Linked DNA regions of Homo sapiens: region 2 is linked to region 1. A link is an interaction called in ENCODE POLR2A ChIA-PET data of the cell type or tissue named here. Cell type or tissue: OCI-LY7. All regions are shown on one strand.

What was found. Peaks named below come from ENCODE experiments on the same cell type or tissue, not always from the same donor. Only the 100,000 strongest peaks of a DNase experiment are listed, where the experiment ranks them.
Region 2: POLR2A ChIA-PET joins it to region 1 with 18 read pairs; 2 of 35 experiments call an interaction of 5 or more read pairs at or near these places.

The regions. Positions count from the first base shown.
Region 1 is chr16:25,070,646-25,078,645 of GRCh38, reverse strand. It overlaps the pseudogene LOC100421169. Among named protein-coding and RNA genes, the nearest start is that of LINC02175, 7.8 kb to the right of the region's middle. In OCI-LY7, no CTCF peak of the experiment used is centred here; a DNase peak (open chromatin) is centred at 4,605; H3K4me3 peaks cover 1,264 bases; H3K27ac peaks cover 1,888 bases.
Region 2 is chr16:24,677,826-24,685,825 of GRCh38, reverse strand. It overlaps a transcript of TNRC6A not described here. Among named protein-coding and RNA genes, the nearest start is that of LINC01567, 11 kb to the right of the region's middle. RefSeq lists an enhancer at 1,482-2,072. In OCI-LY7, no CTCF peak of the experiment used is centred here; no DNase peak of the experiment used is centred here.

The DNA.
Region 1 (8,000 bases):
CCTCTATTAGCTCAGTCCATGCAATTAACTCTTGTTTTGCTTCATACTGGGTTAGCAATCTTTATGACCACATCAGCCTTTTAATTAGAGTCCTAGAAGTTTTCTGTCTAATCCAACAGCACAGTCTTTCTGACATCATCAGAAACCTGCATTCAGGAGTCTTCCAAGGAGCAAATTTTGGACTGTAGTTGACTGTAAGCCGCTTTTTGAGAAGAATCCAATAAAACAATAATTGTAGATGATAAAATTTTTAAGACATTCTAGTCAAAGACACATTAAATATACAATTGTCAAGGAAATCTGGTTATTTCTGTGGCATACAACAATTTAACATAATACACATATTACTAATGGCATATACTAAGACATATCAGGATTTTAGGAGTGCCATGTAATTTTGGCACACATCAATAACACATTTATATAAATATAACCCAAAGAAGGTTAAACACCATTTCATATTTGACAATGCTTCCTGTGTAATTTTAACATACCAAATAAGCCTAATATGTCTCTTTTGGACTTCAGGGGACCGCATATCTTTTTTTTTTTTTTTGAGACAGAGTCTCGCTCTGTCGCCCAGGCTGGAGGCTCACTGCAAACTCCACCTCCCGGGTTCACACCATTCTCCCGCCTCAGCCTCCCGAGTAGCTGGGACTACAGGCGCCCGTGACCACACCCAGCTAATTTTTTGTATTTTTTTAGTAGAGACGGGGTTTCACTGTGTTAGCCAGGATGGTCTCGATCTCCTGACCTTGTGATCCACCCGCCTTGGCCTCCCAAAGTGCTGGGATTACAGGAGCCACCGCGCCCGGCCAGAGGACCTAATATCTTTTAAAAATATATATTATTTTTTGTTTGTTGTTGTTATTGGAGACAGGGTCTCCAAAACTCTGTAGCCCAGGCTGGAGTGCTGTGGTGCAATCACAGCACAGCTCACTGCAGCCTTGATCTCCTGGGCTCAAGCAATCCTCCCATCTCAGTCTCCAGAGTGGCTGGCACTACAGGCACATGCCACCCTGCCCAGATTTTCATGTTTTTTGTTGTTGGGTTTTTTGTTTGGTTGGTTTTTTTTTTTTTTTTTTTTTTGTAGAGACGAGGTCTCACTATGTTGTCCAGACTGGTCTCAAACTCCTGAGCTCAAGTGATCTGCCCACCTCATCCTATCAAAGTGCTGGAATTACAGGTGTGAGCCACTGCATCCACCATTAATTTTTCTTTTTTTTGAGACAGTCTCGCTCTGTTGCTGGAGTGCAGTGGCACAATCTCAGCTCACTGCAACCACCACCTCCTGGGTTCAAGTGATTTCCGGCTAATTTTTGTATTCTTAGTAGAGACGGGGTTTCACCTTGTTGGCCAGGCTGGTCTCAAACTTCTGACCTCAAGTGATCCACCCACCTTGGCCTCCCAAAGTGCTAGAATTACAGGTGTGAGCCACCATGGCCAGCCTTTTTTTAAGTTAGCTTAAGGTCAAAGAGACTGAATTTACAACTTGATTTTTTTGTTTGTTTGTTTTAGACAGAGTTTTGCTCTGTCACCCAGGCTGGAGAGCAGTGGTGCAATCTCAGCTCACTGCAACCTCCGCCTCTCAGGTTCAAGTGATTCTCTAGTAGCTGGGATTACAGGCACACACCACCACACCTGGCTAATTTTTGTAGTTTTAGTAGAGGTGGAGTTTCACCATTTTAGCCAGGCTAATCTCAAATTCCTGAACTCAAATGATCTGCCTGCCTGGTCTCAGCCTCCCAAAGTGCTGGGATTATAGACATGAGCCACTGTAGCCGGCCAGAAGTTGAAATCTTGATGTTGGGAAGTTCATCAGTCGAATATCAAAAGTTTAAAACATTTGATGCCACAAAATAGGATCACGGTTCATTATAAAATAGTTATTCATTTAGCCAAAACGATAATTCAAAGATTTCCAAAAAAACAAAAAACCAAAACACCAAAGACCTTTACTCATTGATATGAAGGAGACTCAGTTTCCCCAACTGTAAGATCCAATGAAGACAGCAGGAAACCAACTAAATGTCTGTCTCTCTCCTTTTTTTTTCCTGTAGTTTACTTAAAAGGTAAACAAAAATCTTTGATCTCTTATTAATGTTTTAGGGGTATTATTAATGTTAAAGCTAATAAAACCTTATAAACAAATCTAATTTTAATCAGTTTGACCACGAAGTAAGATTTCCATACGCCTTGTATAACCTTTTACAATCTTCTATTAAAGAGTAGATCAGTGGTCCAGGAAAATTGTTATTCCGACACAGGGGCCAGACGCTTGCCTGGCCTCAGTGTGCCTTTGATATTAATGTTTACAAAAAAACTCTAATTTTATCCCTCAAAGTTGGCCCTTACAATCTCACACGCCCACCTCTTCCGCGATAGTCCCTGGGCCTAGGGGGATTGAATACTTGTAATTACTGGCCCTGCGTCTCATGAAAGCATTTCATTTCGATTGTCACCTTCTCCCAGGTCTGAAGATGAGGCTTTGACTGGCGTCAGTGTTCAAGATTTAGCAGGAATCTGTGCCTTTTTCAGACTCAGGAGTCAAAGCCCTGTAACTTAACGGCAGAAGGACTTTAGAAGCAATATAGAAAGTTACATGGATGTAAAAACCTTAATTCTGTTAGATTTATTTTTAAGCAATATAAAAACTAATGATGACATAAGAATTATCAATAAAACGTAAATCTGTTCGTTAGGCCAGTTACCAAAAGGCAAAGAAAGACTTTCTGCAGTGTAATTGCTTCTCCTTATGGGAAGCCCATTTAGATAACCTTGTTGCCCAGGCTGGAGTGCAGTGGCGCGATCTCGGCTCACTGCAACCTCTGCCTCCTGGGTTCAAGTGATTCTCCTGCCTCAGCCTCCCAAGTAGCCGGGCTTACAGGCTCTCAACACCACGCCCGACTAATTTTTGTATTTTTAGTAGAGATGGGGTTTCGCTATGTTGGCCAGACTGGTCTCAAACTCCTGACTTCAGGTGATCCCCCCGCCACGGCCACCCAAAATGCTGGGATTACAGGCATGAGCCACTGTGCCTGGCCCCAACTCCGTAATTTGAATCAACTTTTAGATAACTTCTGAGTTAGATATTATTCTTCTTCTCAGTAAAGATATAACTTCTGTGACACATTTTATATACGGAATTACATATTAACTAGAATTATTAGTAACCTTACATTTTAATGAAAAACCTAGGAAGCAAGAAATCCTGAACTGTTTACCAGATATTAGCATTTTAGATGACAACCTTCCATAGTTTTTTAAAAAATCTTTCCCCATATCATAACCCTTTCTTAATTTAAAATGACTCAGACATCTAATGAGCGCCAAAACCTCAAGATTTTTAAATTACAGAAAAAGTTCACATACATTTACCCCATTCCTATTTTATGCATTTTTAGCCATTTCTCTACATTAACTATGAGAACTGAGATATTAGACAAAGCCAGTCATTGCTTCCTTGATAATCATTTTTATAACCAATGAATATCAGGTGTTCACCTAATTAAGAACTTTAAAATTAAAACACATGGGTATATTTGCCAATAACTCAGAAAATTCAGCTGTTTTTATTAAACGACAACATTAGTCTTATTTATCAAAAACACACACACACACTAAGATTATTTTCTTCTTGGCTGGGTTTATAGTCTTATAACCTTTTCTGTCAAACTCTGACACCTTAACACATCTAGCAAATATAACACCCAGACAAAAAGGTAGGCTGACAAGTCCGAAGACATTTCTATTTTACCAATAATGTTAAAGTCAGCTTATTAAAGATTTACTTAAGTCACATGAACTTGGAAAATGACTGGACTTATTTACCTAATTTATGCACACTCTTTTTTATTTATAAGACAATTCGGTACCCTGTGAAAATGATACAGAACATCCAGAGACATATACACAAATACAAAGATCCAACAGCATTTACCCTGGAATTCTAGCCATTAGATAGCAATGCAAACTCACTGGTTTATGAACATGTTCACATGGCTAAACTTTGTTTGCCCCAATAGGTAATCCAGTGAAGGCTGTGAACCAAAATTTTGGGTAAATCACTTTCCATGGCAGTTTGATTTTTAAAGGCAAAACCTCCTCAGACTTTAAAGAATATTGGGGCCAAACAGTACCACTGAAGAACATCACAAGCAGCCAGGCCCAACCTTGCTTAGGACAGCAGCAGAAAAGCCTGGATACATGGAACTCCATCCTGCCTTCCCATCCAACAGAAAAATGAACGCAATTATAAGACAGCAAGCAGTACAATTCAAAGACCCTTGGAGAGTCCCGCCTCCCCTGACTTCAAAGAACACTGGAGCCAAACAGTGTTACAAAATAATATTATTTTCCTTTGTTCCATTGGCTCATAACTATATTCAGACTAATTCTAAAGAATGCACCCAGGTGGGCTACATTCTAAGATCAAATTCTGATTTCTTGTGACTATATCCACACACACACACATAAATAATTATGAAAATACAATCTAACCACAGTAGCGACTAACAAGCCCCCAAGACCATCCAAGCCAAAACAGTTGAGGTGCTTTCCTCTCACAGTCAGCTGGGCTTGTTCAACCTGCAAATGCAAATTCCTTCACAATTCCCCACCCAAATTGAGAGAAGCAGATCCTGCCATCTGGTACCCACAAAAGACACCGGTCAGATGCATATGTCACATTTCAAAGGCTGCTCTTCCTAGACAAATCAGGAACACAGTTAGAGTCAGCAGCAGTGGGGACAAAGAGAGACAGACAGAAATCCACCTTTGGCCAAAAAAAGGTCAGGCAGCTGCTTAGGAGGGCCTCTGAGACTCTCCCCATCTGTGGCCACCAGCCAGAGGCAACCCATTCCTGATTAGTGGACCAAAATCTGTTACCGAAATGCCAGGGGTTCAGTATAGGTTCAGTATAGGTTCTGCACAGAAAGCCAATCATTAAGAAAAGTAATGCCGGGGAAGAAAACTTTATTATATTATGGTTGACATCAGCCCAAGAGAACAGGAGATCAGTCTCAAATCCCTCTCTCCAGCTGACTAAAGCCGGAGGCATTATATAGCGGGGGGAAGGAATTTAATTATGAGCAGGAAGACAGCAATCAGGCAGGAGTAAGGCATCAATTGTGACGAATGAGGGGTCGGGAGTGTCAGTGTCTGCATGCAGCAATCAGGTGAGTTTCTATCCCTTGGTGGAGGAAGGAACTCCGATGAGACTCAACAGGGCTTGCTGGGGCCGGAGGGTGAGGGCGAATGGCAAACAGCATGGGGAACTTTTTGGATGATGGAAACGTTCAGTGTCCTCCTCAGGGTACTGCTTAGGCACAGATGCAGACATTTGTCATAACCCACTGATTTGTACTCAAGATGAATGTGTTTCACTGTATAATTTTTACCTGCATTTAAAAAAGCAATTGTGTGAAAACCACAAGCTGCAGGATACATAGGTACTGTATGTTACCACTTGGTAAAAAACTGAAGGGTATGAGCATTCTCCCTGACACACGCACTCATGCACACTCAGGAAAAGGCATTTGGGGGTGGCTGTTTTGGAGCCGGTGTCCTGGTGGCCAGCATCAGGCTGGCAGGAGCCACGCATGGCGCTGGGGAAAATCACTAATGCAGAGGGAGACGAGGCCAACCCAGAGATGAGGAAGGTGTAGGGAAGAACAGAGGCCTGCCCTGTTATTAGGGCTGTCACCGAAGACCAGCCCTAATGAGGCTCTAGGCCAGGCCTCTGCGTTTCCCGGCAGTGCCCTACCCTGGGTGGGCCTCTGAGCAGGCGCTGCCTAGAAGCATCTCATTGCGAGTTTCTCTCCTTTGTTTTAGAGACAGGACCTCCAGACTAAAGTCAGATCCAACTGCGCTGGATGTTTTACTTGGAGCCAACCAGATGACTTCTATGAACAATAGGGATGTCTTCCTGGTTTGGTGGCCTTGACTCTGGCTTAAGCTGTTCCTTGGAGCAAGTGGGCAGCAATGTGGCCACATCTCAAGTGTGCTCATAAATGGCACAGAAAAGGGGAAGAGTTCCCTAACGGTGAGATAAAGGAGACTGAAGCCAGTATGAAATTCTTAATATCAGAGAATGAGGGACTTCAAAATCTTTGTAGTGACCTCAGAGATACGTAGGAAGCATCAGAGCTTCAGATATGGCAGCAAACTACAAGTTATTGGCATCAATTACAACAGAAAGGCAGAAATGAGCGTTCCTGAAGCAAGAAAGCAAGCACTGCAGGATCGGTTGCAGGACCGGCAGCTATTGGCATCAATTACAACAGAAAGGCAGAAATGAGCGTTCCTAAAGCAAGAAAGCAAGCACTGCAGGATGCGTTTTAGGACTGGCAGCTATTGGCATCAATTACAACAGAAAGGCAGAAATGAGCGTTCCTAAAGCAAGAAAGCAAGCACTGCAGGATGCGTTTTAGGACTGGCAGCTATTGGCATCAATTACAACAGAAAGGCAGAAATGAGCATTCCTAAAGCAAGAAAGCAAGCACTGCAGGATGCATTGCAGGACTGGCAGCTATTGGCTTCAATTACAGCAGAAAGGCAGAAATGAGCGTTCCTAAAGCAAGAAAGCAAGCACTGCAGGATGTGTTTTAGGACTGGCAGCTATTGGCATCAATTACAACAGAAAGGCAGAAATGAGCATTCCTAAACCAAGAAAGCAAGCACTGCAGGATGTGTTTTAGGACTGGCAGCTATTGGCATCAATTACAACAGAAAGGCAGAAATGAGCGTTCCTAAAGCAACAAAGCAAGCATTGCAGGATCGGCTGCAGGACCGGCAGCGAGTCCTGAAGTCAACACATTCAGGGAGGCCAGAGGTTCCCATCCACACTGCATCCCCTCCATTCGGGTGGTACCCATCATGCTTCCGTGTTCCACGATGAGTACATGGGTTTTTGTGACATAATTTCATCACAGCAATAAATAGATAGTCCAATGAAGTTTTAAAACACAAGTTTCCAGTTGGCCACTGAAGGCATATTGCTCAGACTTCTAAAGTAGAAGGAACAATTAGCTTTGATGAAAATGAAATCTACAAACTACAAACACCAGATACCATCCAGGAGCTCAAGCAAAAGAGAAGTCAGGATACTGATGACCATCCCCTGCTCTGACAGCACTTGAGAACTATCGAGGAAAATAAGCCATTAGACTCCAGCACAATGGCGACCCCACAGGGAAGTGCAGGGTCCCCCCAGGTTGTCACCATCACCACGGCTCACGTTTATTGAGCCCTTATCAATAAGAGCCTGCCACTGTTCCAGGTGCTTTGCAAGAAATAGTTGCCTAAAAGTTTACAATAACTCTATATTATCATCCTCATGTTACAGAGATGTGGATAAGATGTGGCACAGAGAAGTGACTTGCCCAAGGTTTCCTGGCTCTGCTCTGAATCTCGGCAGTATTACTTCAGGTACCCTGTCCTTAACCTACCTGATACATGCTTTACAAATATTAACCCACCTAATCCTCAAGACAACTATGAGACTGATACTACTATTATACCCATTTTAAAGATTAGAAACCTAGGCACAGAGAAGCTCATTAAATTGTTGAGCATTACAGACATGACAGGAGGGGCCCTGAACACAAACCCAGGGTACCAGAAAGAGATCCTGAAACTGGTGATGGCTTCTGAGACCTACTAGATGAGTTGGAAACCCGGAGACTGGATATTACAAGGGCACTCAGGGCAGGGAGAAGAGAGGGAAGAGAGAGCAGGGAGGAGCAGACACAGCTGACATGGCTGGGGGAGAACCCCACCCCATTGAAGCTCAGGTACACGGGGCCTACTGAAGTCTGTGAGCAAACTTACTTGCCCACAGGGTGGGCAGGATTGCCGAGGGCCAGCCCAATTCCAGGCCATCAGGTGTGCAGACCCCGCTGAAGGACTGCAGAAAACATGGAAAGGAACTCTGCTGGACTCCGGGCCTCCAAATGAGTACCAGACAGCAAATGTAAAAAAAAAAAAAAGATCTTCAGAAA
Region 2 (8,000 bases), 390 kb after region 1:
TCCTCATGACAACTCAACAGAGAAAACCTAGTTATTACTATCATACCCATTTTACTGATGAGCAAACCGAGGCACAGAGAGATGGAGTGACTCGCCCAAGGGCACCAGATAGTTGGTAGTGGCACCAGAATTTAAGACATTTTCAGAGTGCTTGGGCAATAGATCATTGTGCTGAATAATACAATGTGGCTGCGCACGGTGGTTCACACCCAGAATCCCAGCACTTTGGGAGGCCAAGGCAGGCAGATCGCTTGAGTCCAGGAGTTTGAGACCAGCTTGGGCAATAAAGTGAGACTTCATCTCTACTAAAAAATAAACAAAATTCACCGGGCATTGTGGTGCGTGCCTGTAATCCCAGCTACTTGGGAGGCTGAGGTGGTAGGATCACTTGAGCCTGGGAGGCGGAGGTTGCAGTGAGCCAAGATGGTGCCACTGTACTCCAACCTGGGCCACAGAGAGTAAGGTCTTGTCTCTCCCCTTTCTGCCAAAAAAGAATACAATATGACCTTGGGTAAGTTAATTAGTCTTTCTGAGCCTCAGTTTCCCTACCGGTGTATACGCCACTACCTTGAAAGATTGTTGTGAGGTTAAATTTCCTGTACATTTTTTGAGCACTTACTCTAAGCTAAGCACTATGTCGGGCCCCGGAAGTATCATAGAAAAGAAGACAAACGCAATTCTAGGATCACACAGCCTGTGGATGGGCAGGTGCTTCCAGTTCAGAGAGAGAGAGAGACCCCTCTGGAAGCCCTGAGTTTGGAAGGATTTGGCCTCTTGGAAGAACTGCAAGAAGGCCAGAGGGGCTGAAGTTCCCAAGAGCATGGAGGCAAGTGTCAGAAGCTGGATTCCGTAGGGACCAGGGTAGCTTTTATCTCTAAAAGGGCTTCCCAGGCCTGACTCAGAGTGAGTTTAGAAGAAAGTGAAGTTTCATGTGCATTGTTAGAGGGTCTGTCCTGCCTGACACCGGCTGCTTTTGTGTGGGCCTTGAACTAAAAATGGTTTTAGTTTTTATTTTTATTAGAGACACAGTCTCGCTCTGTTGCCCAGGCTGGAGTGCAGTAATGTGATCACAGCTCACGGTAACCTCGAACTCTTGGGCTCTGGTTATCCTCCCACCTCAGCCTCCTGAGTAAGTGGGACTAAAGACAACTGTCACTTCACTCAGCCGATTTTTAAATTTTTTGTAGAGATGGGGTCTCACTCTATTGCCCAGGTTGGTCTTGCACTCCTGGCCTCAAGTGATCCTCCCATCTTGGTTTCCCAAAGCACTGGGATTACAGGTGTGAGCTGCTGTGCCCAGCCCTACATTTTAAAACACTGAAAAAGAATCCAAAGAAGAATACTATTTTGTGACATGTAAAAATTAGGTAAAATTCAAATTTCAGCATCTATAAATAAAATTGTGTTATGTTTTTGTTTTAAGACAGGGCCTCGCTCTGTTGCCCAGGCTGGAATGCGGTGGCTCGATCTCAGCTCACTGCAGCGTCTACCTCCTGGGGGCCAAGTGATCCTCCCACCTCAGCCCCCCAAGTAGCTGGGACCCCACGTGCCACCACCACACCTAGCTAATCTTGTTTATTTTATTTTTTTGTAGAGTTGAGGTCTCATTGTGTTGCCCAGGCTGGTCTCAAACTCCTGGGCTCAAGCAATCCTCCCACCTCAGTCTCCCAAATGGATTACAGGCATAAGCCATTGTGCCCAGCCATATAAATAAAGTTTTATTGACATACAGTCACACCCATTCATTAAGGATTGTCATGGGTGCTTTTGCACTACAATGGCAGAGTTGAATAGTGGTGACAAAGATGTTTGATTCACAAAGACTAAACTATTTACTACTACTCTGTTAAGAAGCTCACTGAGGCTTGGACAAGACACTCCTGGCTTTAGGGTGCAGAGTCTAATTAGGGAGAGCTCACACATCAGTACCTTTGAAGGGGAAGAGAGACTGGGAAGCAACAGTTCACTGTGAGTTAGTGTCGATGCCTATAATACCTTTATACCTGCTAGGGCTCACTAGGTGCAGGGCACTCTCCTTATTTTACCTCATTAAGTCCTGAGGCCTGTGGTTGTCCTTACTTTACAGATGAGGAAACTGAGGACAGCGAGAAGAGCTAAGGAAATTGCCCAAGGTTGCACAGCTAGTCGGTGGCAGAAACAGGACTTGAACTCGGGCAGTTTACCTCCAGAATCTGGGCTGTTAGCACGGCACTCTACCACCTCCCATGGGGAAGAGGGTGGCTGATGTTGGTGATGAACACAGCTGTGGCTTGTCTGCTGAGCCTTGCCTGAGCTACCATCTCACATGTCATAAAAACTGCAGGATAGGGGCTGGGCACGGTGGCTCATGCCTGTAATCCAAGCACTTTGGGAGGCCAAGTGGGAGGATCGCTTGAGCACAGGTGTTTAAAACCAGCCTGGGCAACATAGCAAGACTCCGTCTCTACAAAATAATTTAAAAAATTGCTGGGCATGGTGGTGTATGCCTGTAGTCCCACCTACTTGGGAGGCTGAGGTGGGAGGATTGCTTGAGCCCAGGAGGTTGAGGCTGAAGTAAACTATGATTGTGCCACTGCACTCCAGTGAGTGATAGAGTGAGAACTTGTCTCAAAAACAACAATAGTAACAACAACAAAAAAACACCAAAACCCAAAAAACTGCAGGAGAGCCTTTTCCTGCCACTAGAGCTGTTTTGGGGGCTTCCAGTATCTGATAAGAGTTTGTGCTCGTCATGGGGTCTCCTTGCTCTCAGTTCCAAGCTTCATAGCACATATGAGCCCAGGGCATTGGAGCCTCCAAAACTAGCTGGTGACCTTGGACAAGTTAATGAATCTCTCTGAGCCTCAGTTTTCCATTAGAATGTAAACAACTATCTTGAAGGATTATTGTGAGGGTTAAATTCAATGATGCATTTATCGAACACTTGGTGTACGCCTTGTGTCTTGGGAGGCTAAGTGTATACACTGTTCGATGGGCTCCCTTGTCTTCTGGCTTCCCATTGGTTTTGACCAATAGGGAGCCCCAGAAGATGATTGAGGAAGGGAGGAGACGGGGCTTGGGGCATTTATTCTCTGGCTGCTTCTCTGCGGTCATTCTGCGTGCTGGCTGCCTTAAAGTCACATTTCCCACCTCGGTGGCCCTCTCTCTATAGGCTTCTCAGTCTCTAGGGTACAGTGGTCATTCTTCCCCTTGGCCTTTCAGGCATAGGGGTGGTAACAGAAGCCAGCCTAATTAGTCCTGTGGATCCTTGCGGTTTTCTGCCCTCCGTTTGTAGAGTTCCTCTATTCAATCTTCCTTCAGCTGCGTGTGGTAGCTCATGCCTGTCATCCCAGCACTTAGGGAGGCCGAGGCAGGCAGACCGCTTGAGTCCAGGAGTTTGAGACCAGCCTGGACCATATGGCAAAACCCCATCTCTACTGAAAAAAAAAAAAAAAAAGCTGGGCGTGGTGGTGCACGCCTGTAGTCCCAGCTACTTGGGAGGCGAGGTGAGAGTATCGCTTGACCTTGAGAGGTTGAGGCTGCGGTGAGCTGAGATCACACCACTGCACTCCAGCCTGAGCAACAGAGCAAGACCCTGCCTTTAAAAAAAAAAAAATCAAACAAGTCCTCCTTTCATGACCTAATTTGAACATGTCTTCTCTTTCCTTCCCTTGACTGATGCATTCTTTGTTTACATTAATTACTCAAGTAGATCTGGTAGACTGTGTGCATTCTGCCCAGTTTCACAAAATAGCCACTCTCCAATTCCCCCGTACAACATTTACAGACAGTTGACTATCCTATCACAACTTACATCAGAGATGAATGATACTTATACTGGCGAGGCCGTGGGGAACAGAGGTGCTTTCATCGACAGATGGGCGGGAATATAATATAGTACAAGCTAAATACAGAGGAGTTTGGCAACACGTTGCAACATTTTAAAATATGCATCCCTTTTGACTCAGCAGTTTCATCTTTAGGAATTTATCTCAAGGAAATAATTATGGTAGTGTGAAAATAGTAATGTACTGGGGTACAATCAAACCAGTTGTCTATCAGTAGTTGACTAATTAATTAATTCCCATTTGTTGGGTGCCTATTAAGCATCAAGCACTGTTCTAGCCCCTAAGGATAGAGCAGCAAATAAATCTGAAAAAGCCCTGTTTTCATGGAGCTTATATTTTAACAGTTGGACTAATTACAACACATGTATACAATGGAATGACATGCAACTAGGCAGAAAAAATTAGTAGCTCACTATGAATGATTATGAAAATATGTCCACAATATATTACTAATAGAAAAAAAACAGGTTAGGTCAGGTGCGATGGCTCACGCCTGCAATCCTAGCATTCTGGGAGGCTGAGGCAGGCGGATCACTTGAGGTCAGGAGTTTGAGACTAGCCTGGCCAACATGGGAAAACCCTGTCTCTACTAAAAATACAAAAATTAGCTGGGCATGGTGGCGCATGCCTGTAATCCCAGCTACCCGGGAGGCTGAGGCAGGAGAATCACTTGAATCCAGGAGGTGTAGGCTGCAGTGAGCCGAGATCACGCCACTGCTCTCCAGCCTGGGCAACAAAGCAAGACTCGGTCTCAAACAAACAAACAAAAAACACCAAGTTAAAAAATGGTAAATAAAATAGGATCCTTTTTATCTATTAGATTTAGAAAAAAGGTATGGAAGAATATAAAACAAATTGTTAATAATTATTAATTGGAGAGATGGGGCTAACATGGACTTTTACTTTCTGTTTGATATGGTTCTGAGTTATTTTGGTTTTATTATAAAAAGCTTTACTGTCTAAGCACTTTGGGAGGCTGAGGCAGGAAGATTGTTTGAGCCCAGAAGTTTGAGATCAGCCTGGGCAATACAGTGAGACCTAGTCTCTCAAAAAAAAAATTTTTTTTTTTTAATTAGCCGAGTGTGGTTGTGCACGCCTGTAGTCTCAGCTACTCGGGAGGCTGAGGAGGATTGCTTGAGCATGGAAGGCAGAGGTTGGTTGCAGTGAGCTGAAATCGTGCCATTGCAGTCCAGCATGGGTGACAGAGCAAGACCCTGTCAAAAAACAAACAAACAAACAAAAAAACGCTTCCTAATAAATAATAGTTCCTTTTTTTTTTTTTTTTGATGGAGTCTTGCTCTGTTGCCCAGGCTGGAGTGCAGTGGCAGGATACTGGCTCACCACAACCTCTGCCTCCAGGTTCAAGTGATTCTTCCGCCTCAGCCTCCCAAGTATCTGGGACTACAGGTGCGTGCCACCACACCCAGCTAATTTTTGTATTTTTAGTAGAGATGAGGTTTCACTATGTTGGTGAGGCTGGTCTTGAACTCTGACCTCATGATCTGCCTGCCTCGACCTCCCAAACTGTTGGGATTACAGGTGTGAGCCACCGCACCGGGCCTCCTTTTTTTTTTTTAAGAGACAGTGTCTGACTCTGTCACCCAGGCTAGAGTACAGTGGTGTGATCATGGCTCACCATAGCCTGGACCTCTCAGAGTCAAGCAATCCTCCCTCCTCAGCCTCCAGAGTAGCTAGGACTACAGGCACATGCTACCATGCCCAGATACTTTTTTTTTTTCTGCATAAAGACAGGGTCTTGCTATGTTGCCCAGGCTGGTCTTGGATAAGTCATCCTCCCGCCTTCAGCCTCCCAAAGTGCTAGGGTAACAGGAAAGAACCACTGTACCTGGCCAAATATATTCTTCATATAAAATTTTTAAAAACTGTGGACAAAAGCTAATTCCTTCTTAAGCACCCCCAGGAAATCACTAGCTATCAGGTGATATGTTTACCTCCAGATTTATTTAAATGCATTTATATACATTTATGTGTAGCTACAGAAGACATGTAATGTGTTAAGTTGTATTTTATTTTACATGGATGATATCCTGGAGTGAATATTGTTCTGAATCTTGTTTAAAGATCCAGTGGGCCAGGTACAGTGGCTCACACCTGTAATCTCAGCACTTTGGGAGGCTGAAGCGGGAGGATTGCTTGAGTACAGGAGTTTAAGACCAGCCTGGGCAACATAGTGAGACCTTGTCTCTAAAAAAAAATAAAATTGCCAGGTGGGGTGGCTCACGCCTGTAATCCTAGCACTTTGGGAGGCCGAGGCGGGTGGATTGCCTGAGCTCAGGAGTTCGAGACCAGCCTGGGCAACGTGGTAAAACCTTGTCTCTATTAAAATACAAAAAATTAGCCAGATGTGGCAGCGTGTGCCTGTAGTCCCAGCTACTTGGGAGGCTGAGGCTGGAGAATTGCTAGAACTCAGGAGGCAGAGGTTGCAGTGAGCTGAGATCACACCACTGCACTCCAGCCTGGGCGACAGAGCAAGACTCCGTCTTTGAAAAAAAACAAAAAAAACAAAATTAGTCAGGTATGGTGGTATGTGCCTGTAGTCTCAGCTATTTAGTAGGCTCAGGTGGGAAGATCGCTTGAGCCCTGGACGTCGAGGCTGCCTTGAGCCAAGATTGTGCCACTACATTCCAGCCTGGGCAACAGAGAGAGACCCTGTCTCAAGAGAAAAAAAAATTCAATGTCTTGGCCGGGCGCAGTGGCTCAGCCTGTAATCCCAGCACTTTGGGAGGCCAAGGTGGGTGGATCACCTGAGGTTGGGAGTTTGAGACCAGCCTGACTAACATGGAGAAACCCCGTCTCTATTAAAAATACAAAATTAGCTAGGCGTGGTGGCGCTTGCCTGTAATCCCAGCTACTCGGGAGGCTGAGGCAGGAGAATTGCTTCAATCTGGGAGGCGGAGGTTGCGGTGAGCGGAGATTGTGCCATTGCACTCCAGCCTGGGCAACAAGAGCGAAACTCTATATCCAAAAAAAAAAAAAAAAAAAATTCAATGTTTTAAAGGTCTTTTCATATTAGTACTTTTAGATTGACTTAGTCTCTCTCTGAACCACTAGTGTGTATATACAAGTTAATTCGGGTCATTAGAGGGTTTAGAGTTCACAGTTTGAAATGGAGCCTGGGTCATGTATTAGTTATCTATATTTGCATAACAATTTTCCCCAGAACTCAGCACCTTGAAACGACAAATATTATCTCACAGTCTCTCGCAGGTTGCAATCAGGTGTTGGCCAGGACTATGGTCTCATGTGATAGCTCAAGTTGGGAGAATCTTTTTTGAGGCAGGGTCTCACTCTGTCACCCAGGCTGAAGTGCAGTGGTATAATCTTGGCTCACTGCAGCTTTGACCTCCCAGGCTCAAGTGATCCTCCCAGCTCAGCCTCTCAAGTAGCTGGGGCTACAGGCATGCGCCACCATGCCTGGCTGGGAGAATCCGCTTCTAAGCTCATGCACTGGTCATCAGCAGATCTCCCTGATGGCTGTTGGCTGGAGATTTCTCTTCAGATCCTTGCCAGGTGGGCCTTTCCATGGGACAGCTCACAGCATAATAGCTGTCTTCTCTCAGAGAGGGACAAGGAAGCAAAGACATGCATGACAGAAGCTTTTTATCACCTAATACTGGAAGCGGCATTCCATCACTTTTGCCATAGCCTATTTTTTTTTTTTTTTTTTGAGACAGGGTCTCACTCTATTGCCTAGGCTGGAGTGTAGTGGCACGATCTCAACTCACTGCAACCTCTGCCTCCAGGGCTTAAGTGATTCTCATGCCTCAGCCTCCGGAGTAGCTGGGATTACAGGTGTGCACCACTACCTCTGGCTAATCTTTTGTATTTTTAGTAGAGATGGGGTTTTGCCATGTTGCCCAGGCTGGTCTTGAACTCCTGAGCTCAGGCAATTCACCCACCTCGGCCTCCCAAAGTGTTAGGATTACAGGCATGAGTCACTGCGCTCAGCCCCATATTCTATTTATTAGAAGTGTTACACTACATCCAGCCCACACTCACGTCATGGGGAGGGGATTGTACAAGCGTATGAATATCAAAAGGCAAGAATCCCTGGCACCATCTTGCAGGACACCTACCAAAACAAAGATCATCCAGCAACCACGCGGGCAATGGATATGAAAGGAGGGAACAGAGGAAACAAACAGTTCAAGG